Regions from separate parts of the Mus musculus genome. Here region 2 is linked to region 1. A link is a contact called in ENCODE Hi-C data. All regions are on one chromosome and are shown on one strand. The core of a region is the stretch at or near the end of the contact, and the rest is flanking DNA. Distances in the headings are between cores, read along the strand shown.

The links. Hi-C counts contacts between places; a loop is a spot of excess contacts on that map.
Region 2: a loop to region 1 is called in a map of left cerebral cortex, with 4 times the contacts of the local background. The contact joins the promoter of Olfr750 here to the promoter of Naa30 in region 1. A Hi-C loop is called at or near these places in 2 of 37 maps with a recorded cell type or tissue (T-helper 1 cell and left cerebral cortex).

What each region holds. Positions count from the first base shown.
Region 1 is chr14:49,167,026-49,174,916 of GRCm38, forward strand. It overlaps Naa30 (N(alpha)-acetyltransferase 30, NatC catalytic subunit), which reads left to right and starts at 5,221. Exons shown (of 5, transcript NM_027492.2): 1 at 5,221-5,352; 2 at 5,591-6,368. The coding sequence starts at 5,592.
Region 2 is chr14:51,067,916-51,075,806 of GRCm38, forward strand. It overlaps Olfr750 (olfactory receptor 750), which reads right to left and starts at 3,527. Exons shown (of 1, transcript NM_207558.2): 1 at 2,396-3,527. The coding sequence starts at 3,476. The coding sequence ends at 2,481.

The DNA.
Region 1 (7,891 bases), core at 3,971-6,470:
TGCATCAGCTCCTGCTTCCTGACCTGCTTGAGTTCCAGTCCTGACTTCCTTCAGTGATGAATAGCAATGTGGAAGTGTAAGCTGAATAAACCCTTTCCTCCCCAACTGCTTCTTGGTCATGATGTTTGTGCAGGAATAGAAACCCTGACTAAGACAGATAGCAAAAACTATGCTCAACAATAAAAGAACCTCTGGTGGAATCACCATGCCTGACATTAAGCTGTAGTACAGAGCAACTGTGATAAAAAACAAAACAAAACTGCATGGTACTGGTACAGTGACAGACAAGTAGGTCAATGGAATAGAATTGAAGACCCAGAAATGAATCCACACACCTACAGCCACTTGATCTTTGACTGGATGGTTTTACATCCAGTGGAAAAAAGACAGCATTTTCAACAAATGGTGCTGGCACAACTGGTGGTTATCATGTAGAAGAATGCGAATTGATTCATTCTTAACTCCTTGTACAAAGCTCAAGTCTAAGTGGATTAAAGACCTCCACATAAAACCAGAGACACTGAAATTAATTGAGGAGAAAGTGGGGAAAAGCCTCGAAGATATGGGCACAGGGGAAAAATTGCTAAACAGAAGAGCAATCGCTTGTGATGTAAGATCAAAAATTGAAAAATGGGACCTCATAAAATTGCAAAGCTTCTGTAAGACAAAAAACACCGTCAATAAGACAAAAAGGCCACCAACAGATTGGGAAAGGATTTTTAATCAATCCTAAATCTGATAGGGGACTAATATCCAATATATACACAGAGCTCAAGAAGCTGGACTCCAGAAATTCAAATAACCCCATTAAAATGGGGTACAGAACTAAACAAAGATTCTCAACTGAGGAATACGGAATGGCTGAGAAGCACCTGAAAAAATGTTCAACATCCTTAATCATCAAGGAAATGCAAATCAAAACAACCTTGAGATTCCACCTCACACCAGTCAGAATGGCTAAGATCAAAAATTCAGGTGACAGCAGATGCTGGTGAGGATGTGGAGAAAGAGGAACACTCCTCCATTGATGGGATTGCAAGCTTGTACAACCACTCTGGAAATCAGTCTGGCGGTTCCACAGAAAATTGGACATAATACTACTGGAAGCTCCAGCAATACCTCTCCTGGGCATATACCCAGAAGATGTCCCAACTGGTAATAAGAACATATGCTCCACTATGTTCATAGCAGTCTTATTTATAATAGCCAGAAGCTGGAAAAAACCCAGATGTACCTCAACAGAGGAATGGATACAGAAAATGTGGTACATTTACACAATGGAGTACTACTCAGCTATTAAAAACAATGAATTTATGAAATTCTTGGGCAAATGGATGTATCTGGAGGATATCATCCTTAGTGAGGTAACCCAATCACAAAAGAAGTCATTAGATATGCACTCACTCATAAGTGGATATTAGTCCAGAAACTTAGAATACCCGAGATACAATTTGCAAAACACAAGAAAATCAAGAAGAGGGAAGACCAATGGGTGGATATTTCATTCCTCCTTAGAATAGGGAACAAAATACCTATGAAAGAAGTTATAGAGACAAAGTTTAGAGCTAAGACAAAAGCATGGACCATCCAGAGACTACCCTACCCAGGGATCCATCCCATAATCAGCCACCAAACCCAGACACTATTGCATATGCAAGCAAGATTTTGCTGAAGGGATCCTGGTATAGCTGTCTCATATGAGGCTATGCCAGGGCCTGGCAAATACAGAAGTGGATGCTCACAGTCATCTATAAGATGGAACATAGGGTCCCCAATGGAGAAGCTAGAGAAAGCACCCAAGGAACTCAAGGGGTCTGCAATTCTATAGGTGGAACAACAATATGAACTAAACAGTACCCCCAGAGCTCGTATCTCTAGCTGCATATGTAGCAGAAGATGGCCTAGTCGGCCATCACTGGGAAGAGAGGCCCCTTGGTATTGCAAACTTTATATGCCCCAGTACTGGGGAATGCCAGGGCCAAGAAGTGAGAGTGGGTGGGTAGGGGAGCAGGGCAGGGGGAGGGTATAGGGATCTTTTGGGATAGCTTTTGAAATGTAAATAAAGAAAATATCTAACCTCCCCCCCCCACACAAAGTGACAAGTGCTCTTAATCACAGAGCCATCTTTGTAGCCCCTATATTTGTTCTTTTGTGTGATAGACTCTTACTGTGTAGCCCAAGCTGATCTCAAAATCATGATTCTCTTCCCTCAGGTTTTTGGATGCTGGGATTATAGGTGGTTATGTATCTGAGCTAAATGTTTATCTTTAAATGACATAGTCATATGTTTAAAGATATGATTGTATTGTATTTTTCTCGACAGGGTCTTACACATAGGCCATGCTCAATTTGAACTCACCTTGTAGCAAAGGCTGGCTTTGAACTTGCAACCTTCCTACCTCAGCATCTCAAATGCTAAGGTTATACGTACATGTCACCATGCTTGGGTTTGCAAATTAATTTTGTTTTGTGTTTTTTGAAGAGGACAAAGAGGATTATGCCATACTGATTCCGTAGTCATGCCTAGTCTAGAACTCCATATATTGACTCGGTTGGTCTTGAACTTGTGGCAGTTCTCCTGCTTCTGCTTTCCAGGTGCTGAGAGTACAGGTGCGGTTCATTAGCTTGGCTTTAGGATGTGTTTCCATGGAAATACCTTTAGAAACTCAACTTTTCCAAAATGGTCTTAGGTAGGGTTTCTACTGCTGCAATGAAACCCTGGGGCCTAAAAGCAAGCCGGGGAGGATGTTTGGCTCATGCTTCCATTTCATTGTTCATCATCAAAGGAAGTCAGGTCAGGAACTCAATCAGGCCAGGAACCTGGAGGCAGGAGCTGATGCGGAGGCCATGGAGGTGTGCTGCTTACTGGCTCGCTCCTCATGGCTTGCTCAGCTTGCTCTCTTTCAGATGCCAGGACCACCAGCCCAGGAATGGCACTACCCACAATGGGCCGGTCCCTCCCACATCAATCACTAAGAAAATACCTTACAGCCAGATTTTAAGGAGGCATTTTCTCAATGGAGGTTCCCTCCTTTCTCTTAACTCTAGCTTATGTCAAGTTAAGGCTAGGTAGCACACATAACAAATGGTTATTTTATAGTGAATAATTGTGGGAGTAATTTTCAGAGGAGTCATAGGAGCTACAAGAGAACCAATAGCAATATTTCTTTCTGTTTTTGAAAACAATAGCATACTTTAACAGTAGTAGGCTTTATTTTAATCTAGGACAGTGAGATGGCTAAATTGCCATGCAAGTGAACTCTATTGAGTTCAAAGTCCTCAGAACATACGTAAATGCTGGGTGGGTGTGATGGATCGTGTAATTCCAGCTTGAGCAGGTGGGAAAGAAGGATCTTTGGAGCAATCTGCTTTGAAAAACTAGCTCTACTGGGGAGCTTCAGGTTCAACTTCGAGAGCTCACCTCAAAGAACAAGGCACATAAGCAATGGAGGAGGATTTCTAACATCCGTGTCAAGCATCCTCAGGCCTGAACATACCTGTACACGTGTGTTCACACACACACACACACACACACTCACCAACATACACAGGCACACACGTTGGCACACACATCATACAGAGAAAAAAAAAGCAAAGTAGCTTATTTAGTCATTCTCAAATTTATAGCTACTTAATTATTTCTTCCATATTACTGAGAAAACTGAAATATATATGTGTTTTCATGCCTGTTTATACAGGAATGTACTTTTGTAAGACACGAACTCATAAAAGTCGTAGTGTATAGAGGGCACTTTGTACAATACTTGGTAGATACTTACACATTTTATCATCTTTAGAGGCTGAGTCTCTCTGTTTGAGCTGGTGGTGTCCTTTAATAGTCTTAGTGAAAAGGATTGTCACCCTCGTGTCTCAAACCATGCCACAGTGCAGGTTAATCTCACTTGAAATTTATTTTTATTTTTACTTAGTATTTATTTTTAGAAACAGTTTTGCTATGCAGCCCAGGCTTCCTTTGAATTCCATAGCTTTTTACTTTTGCCTTCTGAGTACTTGGATTCCAGACATGTGCTGACTACTGCAGCTCACTTTTTTTTTTTTTCAGTTTAGATTATGGCACAAAGTTGCAAACACCTGTCATAAAAGCCTATCTCTGAAAACATGAATCTTGGGCATACCTGACTAGCTCTATAAATCAGTTGAAATAAATAAAAAAGCTATCTAACACATTTTATTCTTTTTAAACTTGTTATGGGTGTTTGCCTGTATGTAGGCGTATCTGTGCACATTCCTGATGCCCTTGGAGGCCAGAAAAGGCTGTAGCCTCCCTTTGACCTGGGATTACAGACAGTTGTGAACTGCCATTTGGGTGCTGGGAATCTAACCCTAGTGTTCCTTACTGCTGACTCATCTCTTCAGCTCCTACAAGTTAATAAGTAACTTGATTAGTATGCGTGTGAGTTACTCAACTCTCAGATCAGATATGCAGAAAACTACCAGCTGTGGATTAGAGCAGAGGTAACCCACACGCTCAAAGTTTTTACACCTGCTTAGCATATCACATGGGAGGATCCCGTGAACTCTTACCAGGTGCTTCCCAACCTAACACAATTACAACCACAAATCAGGAGTACGCTTGTTAGCCGCCACCATCTCTGTCGCTTCCCCCAGTTGTTGCCTTTCGTTGTCCGGCACCTGTTTGTCACATTTATGCCTTCAATCTTTGGGGTGGAGGAATGGGGCAACAAGACTACTAGCCATTCTTTTGTCCCAACGGGGTAGGTAAAGGTTCTTCTTCTTCTTTTTTTTAAATTGCAAAATGCTATCTTCACAGCTCAATGTTTTAAATTCCCTCTAATTCGCGGTCCAGGCCGGGATTTGCTGCCTTTGTAGCCGGCGCTCCCTGCCCCACGCGCCAGGTCAGAGCAAAAGTTGTAACAGTACAGCTGCATAAAGGCACTAGAGGTTGGATGTCAACAGCCAGCAGCTCCCAGGGCACCTAGCCCTGCCCACCCGGGGAGGCTGCGGGGCGAGTTCCGCAGGAACCTCTGGAACCCCAGGCTAGAGCCCCACCCCCGGCACGCGGCCTCCCGGAAGCCCTCCGGAGACACCTCGGGCCCCGCCCCTGCACAGGTCACCTCCCTCCACGCCCCCTTTTCTGGCCCGGCAGCCGGCAGGCAGGGAAGTGTCGTAAAGCTTGGCCCAGGAAACTTTACCCGGGGTAACAGGCGAGGCGCTTTACGGCGGCGGCGGCGGCCGGGTGAGAGGCTCGGCAGCGGCGGCGACAGCGGTGGCGGTGGTGGCGGCGGAGCGGCCGCGGCGGTGAAGGCGACTGCGGCGCGGCGGTGGCTGAGGGAGAGGAGCGGCGGAAACGGCGGCGGGGAGCGGCGCGGGGTGAGCCGCGAGGAGGGGCGGGTGGGAGGCGGTGACACGGCCGGCGGCGGGGCTCGGGCGGCCAGGGACGGTGGCCGGCGCGGCGGCGTGGGGGCGGCGCGGCGTTGGGGACACTCGGTGAGGGACGGTTTCTGCCTTTGTTCCCCCCGCCTCGGCCGCCCCCGGCCCGCCAGTCCGCGCTGCCTGGCGCCGGTCGGCCGCCTCTCATGGCCTCCTCTCTCGGCTGTGTCGCTTCTAGGATGGCGGAGGTACCGCCTGGGCCTAGCAGCCTCCTCCCACCACCAGCGCCTGCGGCCCCAGCGGCGGCGGAGCTCCGCTGCCCGTTCCCGGCGGGGGCCGCGCTCGCTTGCTGCAGCGAGGACGAGGAGGACGACGAGGAGCACGAAGGCGGCTGCGGGAGCCCAGCGGGCGGCGAGGCGGCGACCTCGGCCAAGGCGCGTTCTTGCCTTCGCTGCCCGCAGCTGCCTCCGGAGCAGCAGCAGCAGCAGCTCAACGGCTTGATCGGCCCAGAACTGCGACACCTCCGGGCCGCGGCGACCCTCAAGAGTAAGGTTCTGAGTGCAGCGGAGGCGGCCGCCCCCGACGGGGCCTCCAAAGTGACTGCCACAAAAGGAGCCGAGGGACACCCGGGGGAGAGACCTCCCCACTCGGTCCCCAACAATGCAAGAACTGCACTCCCCGGCCGGTCAGAGGCAGCGGCGGCGGCGGCGGGGGCGGCGAGCGACCCCGCTGCGGCCCGAAATGGACTGGTGGAGGGCACCGAGCAGCAGGAGGAGGAGGAGATGGACGAGCAGGTGCGGCTGCTGTCTTCGTCTCTGACCACCGGCTGCAGTTTAAGGAGCTCCCAGGGCAGGGAGGCCGAGCCCGGGGAGGATCGGACGATACGATACGTCCGATATGAATCTGAGCTCCAAATGCCTGATATCATGAGACTGATCACCAAAGATCTGTCTGAACCCTACTCCATTTATACGTATAGATATTTTATCCACAACTGGCCACAGCTGTGTTTCTTGGTAAGTGGATGGAATGAAAACAGGGTGAGCCCAGCAGAGATCCAGGCCACTCGGGGCAGGGAGTGTGAGGGCCCGGAGTGTGGCCGTGGATGTATCCTTCATTTTCATAGTACCTTACAGATGGGAGGCGCGAAGGTGCGCACTTTTCCCAGGTATTCCGTGGAACTGTGTGGAAGGTAAGAGCTCGTGATCTGGGTTATCTTGTGACTTTTGGAACAGCAGCAATCCTGTGCAGAGCATGTTTCACATGGGGGCTGTCTTACATCCTGTTTACATTAGCTTCTAATCATGTTTAACCTTCCTCATCCTTAGAGCACTTTGCTGTGATTGAATTGGAACATGGTTTTGATCCGATACAGGCCTTAGTAATAACTCAGTTACAGCCATGGTCGGGGAAGAATATATGCGCTAAATGTGCTTTAGTCAACATGGCTGTCAGCAAACTTGCTGTGGCCACACAGGAGAATGAAATCGCAGGCCCTGTTCATTGATTGTGGACCATTAACAGTTGTAGTCAGCCTGCTTTCAGGTGTGCTATTGCAGAAGGTGTCACTAACACTTCCGGTGCCTGAGAGGGCCCTGAAACTTGAATAGAAGGCCCTTTTGTGGGATGCAGGAAACTTAAGTGTGAAACTACTCAAAAACAGTCTAAAAACTAGTACCATTGGTTAGTGTGGGTATAGCTGCGTGAAGGCTTTTTTTTTTTACTTATATGTAAGCTGAGTATATTTGTCTGTCGGGTAAGATGAATAATTAAGTTTACATTGCCAGCATCAGTAATCTAGTAATCACTCAACAGTAATATTGACTCAGTTTCAGTCTGTATGAAACCTTTAATTAGACTTGAGGTGTCAGCCGTGTGTGGCGAGCACAGGCTTAGATGTTTACTAAAGGCACATATTTAGGAGAGTAAAGTTCCCACGTCTATTTATTGTTTTAACCCTGACATAGTTGCACTCAGTCTTCCTTGCAGTATGTTTTGACAAGACTTAAAAAGTCTCGTGGTTGCTTGCACAGCAAGCAGAAATACTGCACAGAAATACTAATGGATATTGTAGATATTGGTAATTTGCTAGCTCCCATGTAAATTATGCTTAAACTTTTTTTCTTAGAACATTTGTTTAAACTTTAGGTACTATTTTGTATTTCAGTACCCCGCCCCGGATTCTTAACATTGTATTAAAGTAGTTCTGCTGGACATGGTGGCGCACACCTTCAATCCTAGCACTTGGGAGGCAAGGGCAGCCTGGTCTACACATACTGAGTTCTATGACAACTGGGCCATGTAGAGAGAACTTGTTTTAAAAAACAAAACAAGAGGTTCTAAGACAGTGTCAGTGAATATGGTGCAGTATTTACAACACTACTGCATATGTCATCAAATGCCACTCCTCAAAATTGTGGATTGACTTAGTCGTAAGGTAAGCCACAAAAGTGTGTAATGGAGTCACATTTTAAACTGAAATGGAGCTGGGGATGTGGCTCATGGGAGTGGGCTTGAGTTATGTTTCAGCTATAGCTCA
Region 2 (7,891 bases), core at 2,277-4,776, 1.9 Mb after region 1:
CAAGGCCACGACTCCTAATCCTTCCTAAGCAGGTCACCAACTGGGGTCCAGACCTTCAAACATATGGGCCTACGGGGGCCATTCTCATCCAAAGCAACGCAACAGAACACCATGGCCAACAGCAACTTGGGGAGGAACGCGTTTATATTTCATCTTATAGCTTGTAATCCATCATTCGAGAAAAGGACAGGAACTCAGGGTGGGAGCCTGAGACTGGAGCTGATGCAGAGGCAGTGGAGGAGTGCTGCTTCCTGGCGTGTTTCCCATGGCTTGCTCAGTCAGCTTTTTTATAACGCCCAGGACCATCTGTGCAGCAGTGGTACTCTAACAGGGCAAGGCAGTGCATCGAGTCCTCCATCTTGTCTTCTTGCAGACGCTATTTTGGGTTTAAGTAGAGTCTGATCTCCTTAATGGAGAATCTCATGGGAAATTACCCAGCTCGGGTCTAAGAGCAGGAGGGCAAGATGCTTCTGTCAAACGACTTGCTTCTATGAAGCTCCCCACCAGCTGCTAAGCAAGATGCTAGGATTCTGCCTTCAATACCCTGTGCTGGGTACACTCCAGGCTACACTTAAGTCATGAATTCCTATGTATAATCCCAGACAGTTGGAATAAAGAATTTCAAATGGCTACAAATGTTGTCTGAGTGCTCACCTCCAGTAGACTCCATGTAACAGGACTACCCATAATGAGCTGGGCCCTCCCACGTTGGTCATCAAACCAGAAAACGAACCACGGGCTTCTCACAGGCCAGTCTGATGAGGTTGTTTTCTCAGTTGAGGTTCCCTCTTCCCAAATGTCTGTAGCTTGTGTCAAGCTGACATAAAACTGTCACAGCTTTGTTAAAATTTTTTAAAGGGGGATCTAGATTTTTCTTATTTCTCCTCTGTCACACAAAACAAAACAATTAAAGTTGCCAATGAGAAATACCAAGGGAAAAGGTCAAATCCCAGTATAGCTGGGATCTTCCAGGGGCCAGCCTGAGAGGCTGCGATCTCTGCAGCCTTACCACAAAACAACAATTCTAAGACAGACTTTAATTTATGTGCTTCTTGGTTGGTTGGTTTTTGAGACAGGGACTGTCTATGTGGCCCTGGCTATCCTGGAACTCACTATGTACACCAGGCTGCTGGGGCGAACTTTTGAAGGTGCCTTTTGATCTTCAATTATACTTTCTTTTCCTTTTTGAGACCAGGTCTCACCATGTAACCCTAGCTGGCTGGAACTCACCAAGGAGTAGGTGCACGCACCACACCTACTAAGTAAACAGCGGAAGACGTCTGTCATCTTAGGCACAGATATGCGTCTTGGCTTACTTTGTAGTTTATGTTGGCTTACTATGTAGTTTATATTTTCCAAAACAACCTTTGGAAGTTTGTAGTTAAAAGCCTTTAGGAATGTACTGACTTGAAATATTGCAAAGAGGGCCTGCCAGACTGCACACGCAGAACAAAGGGTCAGGGGGTCCTAAAAAGTGCTACTGTTGCACATTGAGAAACCTATGTAGGTCCTGGAATTCCTTTCAGCCTGTGCCATGGCCACTCTACTCCCACAGACACGAGGCAGAGAAACGATCGTAAGCGGTCTCCTTATCTGGAGTAAACTTGGTGACTCTGTTAATGAAGCCATACTGTTTAGCTTTGTTTTTCTAATTTTTATTTTATTTTGGGTGTATGGGTGTTTTGGCTACGTGTGTGTGTGTGTGTGTGTGTGTGTGTGTGTGTGTGTGTGTGTGTGTGTGCCACATGCATGCAGTGCTCTTGGGGGACAGAAGAAGATGCTGGAGTACACTGGAGACCTATGTTTTAGCAAAGTTGTGGTCATCGATTTTAGATTCAGTGTTGGGCCCAACATCTCTATTCCATCTTAATTTATCCAAAGCCTGCCCCCTAGTGGCACACTTCCTTCAAGGAGACCTCACCCACTCCAACAAGGCCACACCTCCTAAGAGTGCTACTCCCTATGGACCAAGAATTCATACACTTGAGTCCATGGAAGCACCACGCTCCCCTAATTTAGGGTTGATCAGTTTGAAGAAAGAATAGTTGGTTGGCCTATAACTGTTGTGTCTATCAGCTGGGGGCCTATTGGCAAGGGGGAAAAAAGCCTTCCAGGCCTTTGTTTTAAGCTGCCAAGTTTTTGTAACAGATCAGGAGGGTAAGAAAAGACAGCAATGTTGGAAGTTGGTCACCTTTATTACCTAGCTGTGGTCCCTCTCCCTGTCTACCTACCAGAGAATCTCTGTCTGACTCCTAGTCTCACATGGCATACCCCATATTCCCCACATAGGCACATAATTAATAAAATAAGATATTGAAAATAGTGTGAGTTGTTATTACGACGCATAATATAGAGTTAATTCATTTTGCTTGAAAGAGAAATGTAGGCTTGTTCTCCTTGAAGCTCGTCCTGGCTCCTCTCATGATGAAGGAAAAGCTGGCAATGGAGATGTGTGGACCTGAGACTGAGTCCCCACGCTTTCAACTGGCTGTCTTCTTTCTCAAACTATCCCCAAGTAAAGACTGTTCTAACAGCTTGGCGACTACCTTCCTGAACATCTCTTTCAAAGCTTCCTTGACTTGATCGTTGCGCAAGGCATAGATAAAAGGATTCAGCAGAGGGGTCACAAATGTTGTTATCACGGTTACAGACCAGTTAGTATCCACAGAGCCGCTCTGGGATGGCCTTACGTAGAGGAAAATGGCACTTCCATAGAAGAGGGTTACCACCATCAAGTGAGAAGTACAGGTGGAGAAAGCCTTCTGCCGACCGGAAGCAGAGGGGATGCGCAGGACCGCCAGGACTATGTGGCCATAGGACGCACCAGTAATGGTGAGCGAGGACATGATGACAAGAAAGGCCAGGACAAAGTCAGCCTCCTCCAGTCTCGTGGTGTTGGTACATGCCAGGTGAAGCAAGGGTCCACTGTCACAGAAGAAGTGCTGAACCACAGCACCCTGTTTGCAGAAAGGAAGCAAGGCCACAGCCACTGTGGGGCCAAGCACAGGGAGGAGTCCCCCCATCCAGCAGGCCAAGGCCACCCGAAAGCACACGGCTCCATTCATTAGCAAGGGGTAATGCAGAGGACGGCAGATGGCCAGGTAGCGATCCACAGACATGACGGCCAACAGTAGGAACTCAGAGGCCCCCAGAAAGAAGTAAAAGTAAAACTGAGTGATACAGGCAGCAAAGGAAATGGTGTGCCGTCTCGAGAGGAAATTGCTCAGCATCTTCGGAATGATGACAGAAGTGATCAGAATCTCGAGGCAGGACAAGTTAGCCAGGAAGAAATACATGGGTGTCTGCAGGCGGTGATCCGCCCCCACCAAGACAACAATCAACGTGTTGCCTGTTAGAGTCAACAGGTAAACGAAAAGGAACACGGAGAACACTTCCGCTCCTGTGCTGTTGAGATTCGGGAAGCCTGCCAGGACAAACTCCGTAGTGCCGACACTCTGGTTCGCACGTGGAGCCATTATTATCTTTCCCAGCTGTAAAGATGAAACGACGTTCTATCACCCATCCTGAAACTCAGAGAAATTTCCCCTAAAGGGTAGCCACGTCTTAGGAAAGCGTCCGGAGTCTATATCTTCAACGATCTTGTTCTCAAATCTCGACTGATGGCTCTTCATTATGATGGGGAAAGTATCTCTGAACATCAGAGTTGGGTGAAAATACGAGAATGAGATTTTGTGAAGAAACAGAGCTCCGGCTGATTTCCTGCTTTAGAATTCTTGCTGTTTACACACACCCCGGTCTCCTACGCTCTGCTTTTCAATTACAAACTTTGGTAAGGAGCAAGAGAAATAACAGGACAAAGGATTCAAAAGTTTCCTGTGTCAACCTAACGAACTGGCAGAGAAAATCAGGACGAAAGTCAAAGCCCAGGCTTGGCTTGCCCCACGTTTGGAAGCGGATCAAGAGATGGGGTCCTTGCTTGGGTTTCAGTTACCCAGTTAAACAATTAGCTGCAGAGACCAGGGTATTTGATACACCAATTCTCCCCTTTTATGGAGAATTTTCACAATAAACCAAGAACCTAACTAAACTCAGATTGACACAAACTACTTGCATTTCTGAAGTAAGTGTAGTACACATAAAGGAGGCTGACTATAGCAAGAAGCCATATTGATCCATTCACTTACTCGGTTGCATTCAAGCTAAGTGCCCCGGCTAACATTAATATCAGCCCATGAGGCCTTTTTTCAATTTGTGACATTTTCCCTTCTGAGACAGAATCTGAAGCCTTTTCAAAAACAGGCTGTCAGAAACAGAATTGCAAATCACTGTTATAATTAATTAAACTGGAAATGAAGTAGATTCAAGCCATTCCAGTCCCACAAACTTAAAAAAAAAAAAAAAGGTTGAATTGATGGTATTGTAAAGTGCTGTCTCTAAAAGTCTCCACTAAAAGATAACAGAAAACACAAACTAAAGAAAAGAAAAAACTAAAGACTCTCAGTAGCAAAACATCAAGGTTGATTTTCAGAGCGTTGATTTTTCTCTAGCTAAATTGTTCCGAACACACCCCATTCTTGCAGTGACATTTTAGGACAACGGTCCCATTCCCAGCAGATGTTAGACTCCTGACTCTCTACTCTGGTCCCCCTTCTCACCTCTGGATCTCAGATGCGGGAGTGGGAAGCACGTGCCCCTTTCGTCTAGGATACAGGAGCTTTGTGGTTATCCGCCTTAGGGGCTCATCGCTGGCACTTCTCCCTCCAGCATCTACAGAAATCGCACTGCGCAGGTCAGGACTACAGTTTTACCTCTGCTCTCACCATGTGCCGCATTCTGTATTTAGCGATTCAAAGACAGGCCATGTTGCTGGATCACTGTCCAATGCCTAACATGACAGAAAAATTAGGGCTTGTGACCAGTAGCGAAGAAATGCTACTGATATGTACAGAATGCTAGGAAGAACGTGAAACACGAGCCTTAGAGGGTAAGTAGTGCTCTCAAGAAAGAGATGCCTAAAATATAGGACTGAGCACTTGAGGGGACAAGAACACTTCCACGAAGCAAAGCATTTGACCTAAGAACAGAAAGTAAGAGTGAAGTGTAATGAGAAGGCACTGGGCACCTCAAAGCAGATTTTTTTCCCCCCCTGGCTCTCTGTCATTCCTTGTGAAACCACCTCATTGGACTGAGCCTATCTATATCTGAAGTAACGGGGGATGACTCTCCTGCTCCAGAATGCCCTTGATATTTCATAAGGGTAGGACCCTGAAACGTTTATCTTCCCGGTTTGTAAGTCAGTATCACCTCCACCGTCCCACCCTTCCAGCAGCCTGCAGCACTATGAAACTGAGTGTAGCCTGGTATCCTTGCAGCTCTGGGGATGAATCTGCACTTGGGAAAACAAGAAATCGGGTAAGGCCTCTTCCCTTGGGTTCTTTTCTCCTTGGCATAGCCTCTGGTGCTGATCTCCTGCCTAGTGAGCATAGGGGCTTTTCTGACCCTGAGGAGGGTGTTACATTGTTCCTCACAGATTTGCTCTGTTCTGTTTGTCTGATTGAGTGATTTGAGTCAGGGTCTCACTAAGTAACCTTAGACCTTGCTATATAGACCAGGTTAGCCTTGGATTCACAGAGATGGATATAAACACTGTTTCTGGATATACTGCCCCTTCTTATACCAGGAGCAAGTCAAACTTCAGGGCCCAGTCTCCTTCTGTAGATAGAATGGCTCCTACAAAATGATCAGGGTCCTGGGCTGACTTAGGCACAGTTCATGTGAAAGACAATTGTCTCAGCACTAAAATGTCACTGCAAGAACAGAAGCTAGAAGGCAGGGGGTGAACATGGACTGTTACTTCTACCTTAAGAGTACAACACTGCCGGGCAGTGGTGGCGCACGCCTTTATTCCCAGCACTCAGGAGGCAGAGGCAGGTGGATTTCTGAGTTTGAGGCCAGCCTGGTGAGTTCCAGGATAGCCAAGGCTATAGAGAGAAACCCTGTTTAAAAAAAAAAAAAAAAAGAGTACAACACACTTACCAATAGATATTCTCTCTAGTGGTTGAAAAACATATTTTTTTTGACTTGACGGGCTTTAGGAATAGAATGTCCATTGTTTTGCTTTTAGATCACATTCTTCCTGGCTCCTGGATTTAGATCGAGTGCAGGGAAAAATCACTTAAAGTCATTGGTCTCTAATAAATCGCTGTATTACAAGGTAGAATCTTCCATGTGCCACTTTGGTTTCCAGCGGAGAAATAAGACTTGATCCAGACATATGGAGCTTAAGGAGCAGCAGGGCTGGGGAGAGAGAAATTACCCAGACAGCAAGACAATAAAAGAGAGAGTTGGGGTGCAAACATGTCCCAGTGGTCCTCAAAATTTGTGATTCTATGATAACTTCCTAGATCCTGGGCCTGGTAAATCTGAAAAGGAGACAAAGAATATTTTCTTCACTTGACATCAACCATCCTAAGTCAGGCAACTGCAAGAGAAGCATGAACCACGGAAATGAGAGAACTCATGGCACCTGACCAGCATCAACCGCCTTGCTCCTCATGACACTCAGGGGGAAATGTCTGTAACTCAAGCAACAGAGACTTCACCTCTTCACCCTGAGGACTTAAAATGATAATGTGACTCTTCCCCTTGGGTTCTATGGTAGAAAATAATGGGAGACCCAAGGGTGTGATGAGATAGTAAGAGGCTGTCCATACCGCCTCTCTGCTGTTGGGTCTCCCTGCCATATACTTTATATCCTGCCAATCATGTGGAATTCCATGTACCCAAAACATTGTCAAGGATGCTGGGCATCTGCTTGCATGTGTTCATCTCCATGTACCATAGGCTCCTTCTTAAAGACCTGGTGGCTTCCTGTTCAGGTCCAAGCTGGCATGTGTTCATCTCCATGTTCCATAGGCTCCTTCTTAAAGACCTGGTGGCTTCTTGTTCAGGATCAAGCCTCAGTTTATTCAATTCTCCTACCAATTCCTCTCCCTCCCACCTTTCTGGCCACTTTCCAACCAGAACTATGACCAGTTCTGCTGACTTCTTTCCAACCTAATGCTTTACCTGCTTCGTTATGTTACAACCTTTCTTGGCTGTCTTGTACTTTCTTCATCTTTAGGGCATCAAGTTTCCACCTTTGAATTTCTGGGACGAGTCACAAGGCTTGGAACATACTAGATGCATAAAAATGGCATGCACGCTCACCTACTCTGAATCTCCAGCCTGGAAGAGCAGCTTCTCCTCTGAAATAAGCGTGAGTTGGGTTCTGAGCCAAGTAGAAGAACACCCAGGGCCTTCCAGGGTCAGTTTGGATTCTGTCCTTGCTGGACATAATCCTCCTGAGAGCACTGAAGACAACCCTGGGCAAAGTGAGACAAGCAGTCACTAAACTGTAAAGGAAGGAGCAAGAATGGACCTGAGCACTGGGAGAACTGTTGCACCAAACCAGACTCTAAGCAGGAGCTCTCACTTGCTAAGCTAAGGGATGGATGCATCTAAAGACAAGACCCAAGGAGTGTGAGAGCTGTCTAGAGAACTCTATATACAAATGTGGGACCTAGTGGCTCATGCCTGTAAGCCCAGTACCTGGATTATCATGAATTTGAGGTCAGCTTGGGATACATAATAAGATTCTGTCTCAAAATAAAACTTTCTGATTGAATTTTAATACTTAAAGTGACTGAAAAAATAAGGCGAGATAATTTTTTTTTAAATTACAGAACCAGGTTTTCAAAATTTAAAAATTTGGCTGGTATACAAAGAAATTGGTTTCCTTGAGACATTTTCACAATGTTTATTATTATGATTTTATTATTTATTTTTATTTGCCCTCCTACACTTCTCCATATCCGTCCTCAGCATCTTGTGAATCCCTTTCCACCTTCCCATTTAATGACACATATATCCTATTGACGGCTCTGTTTTC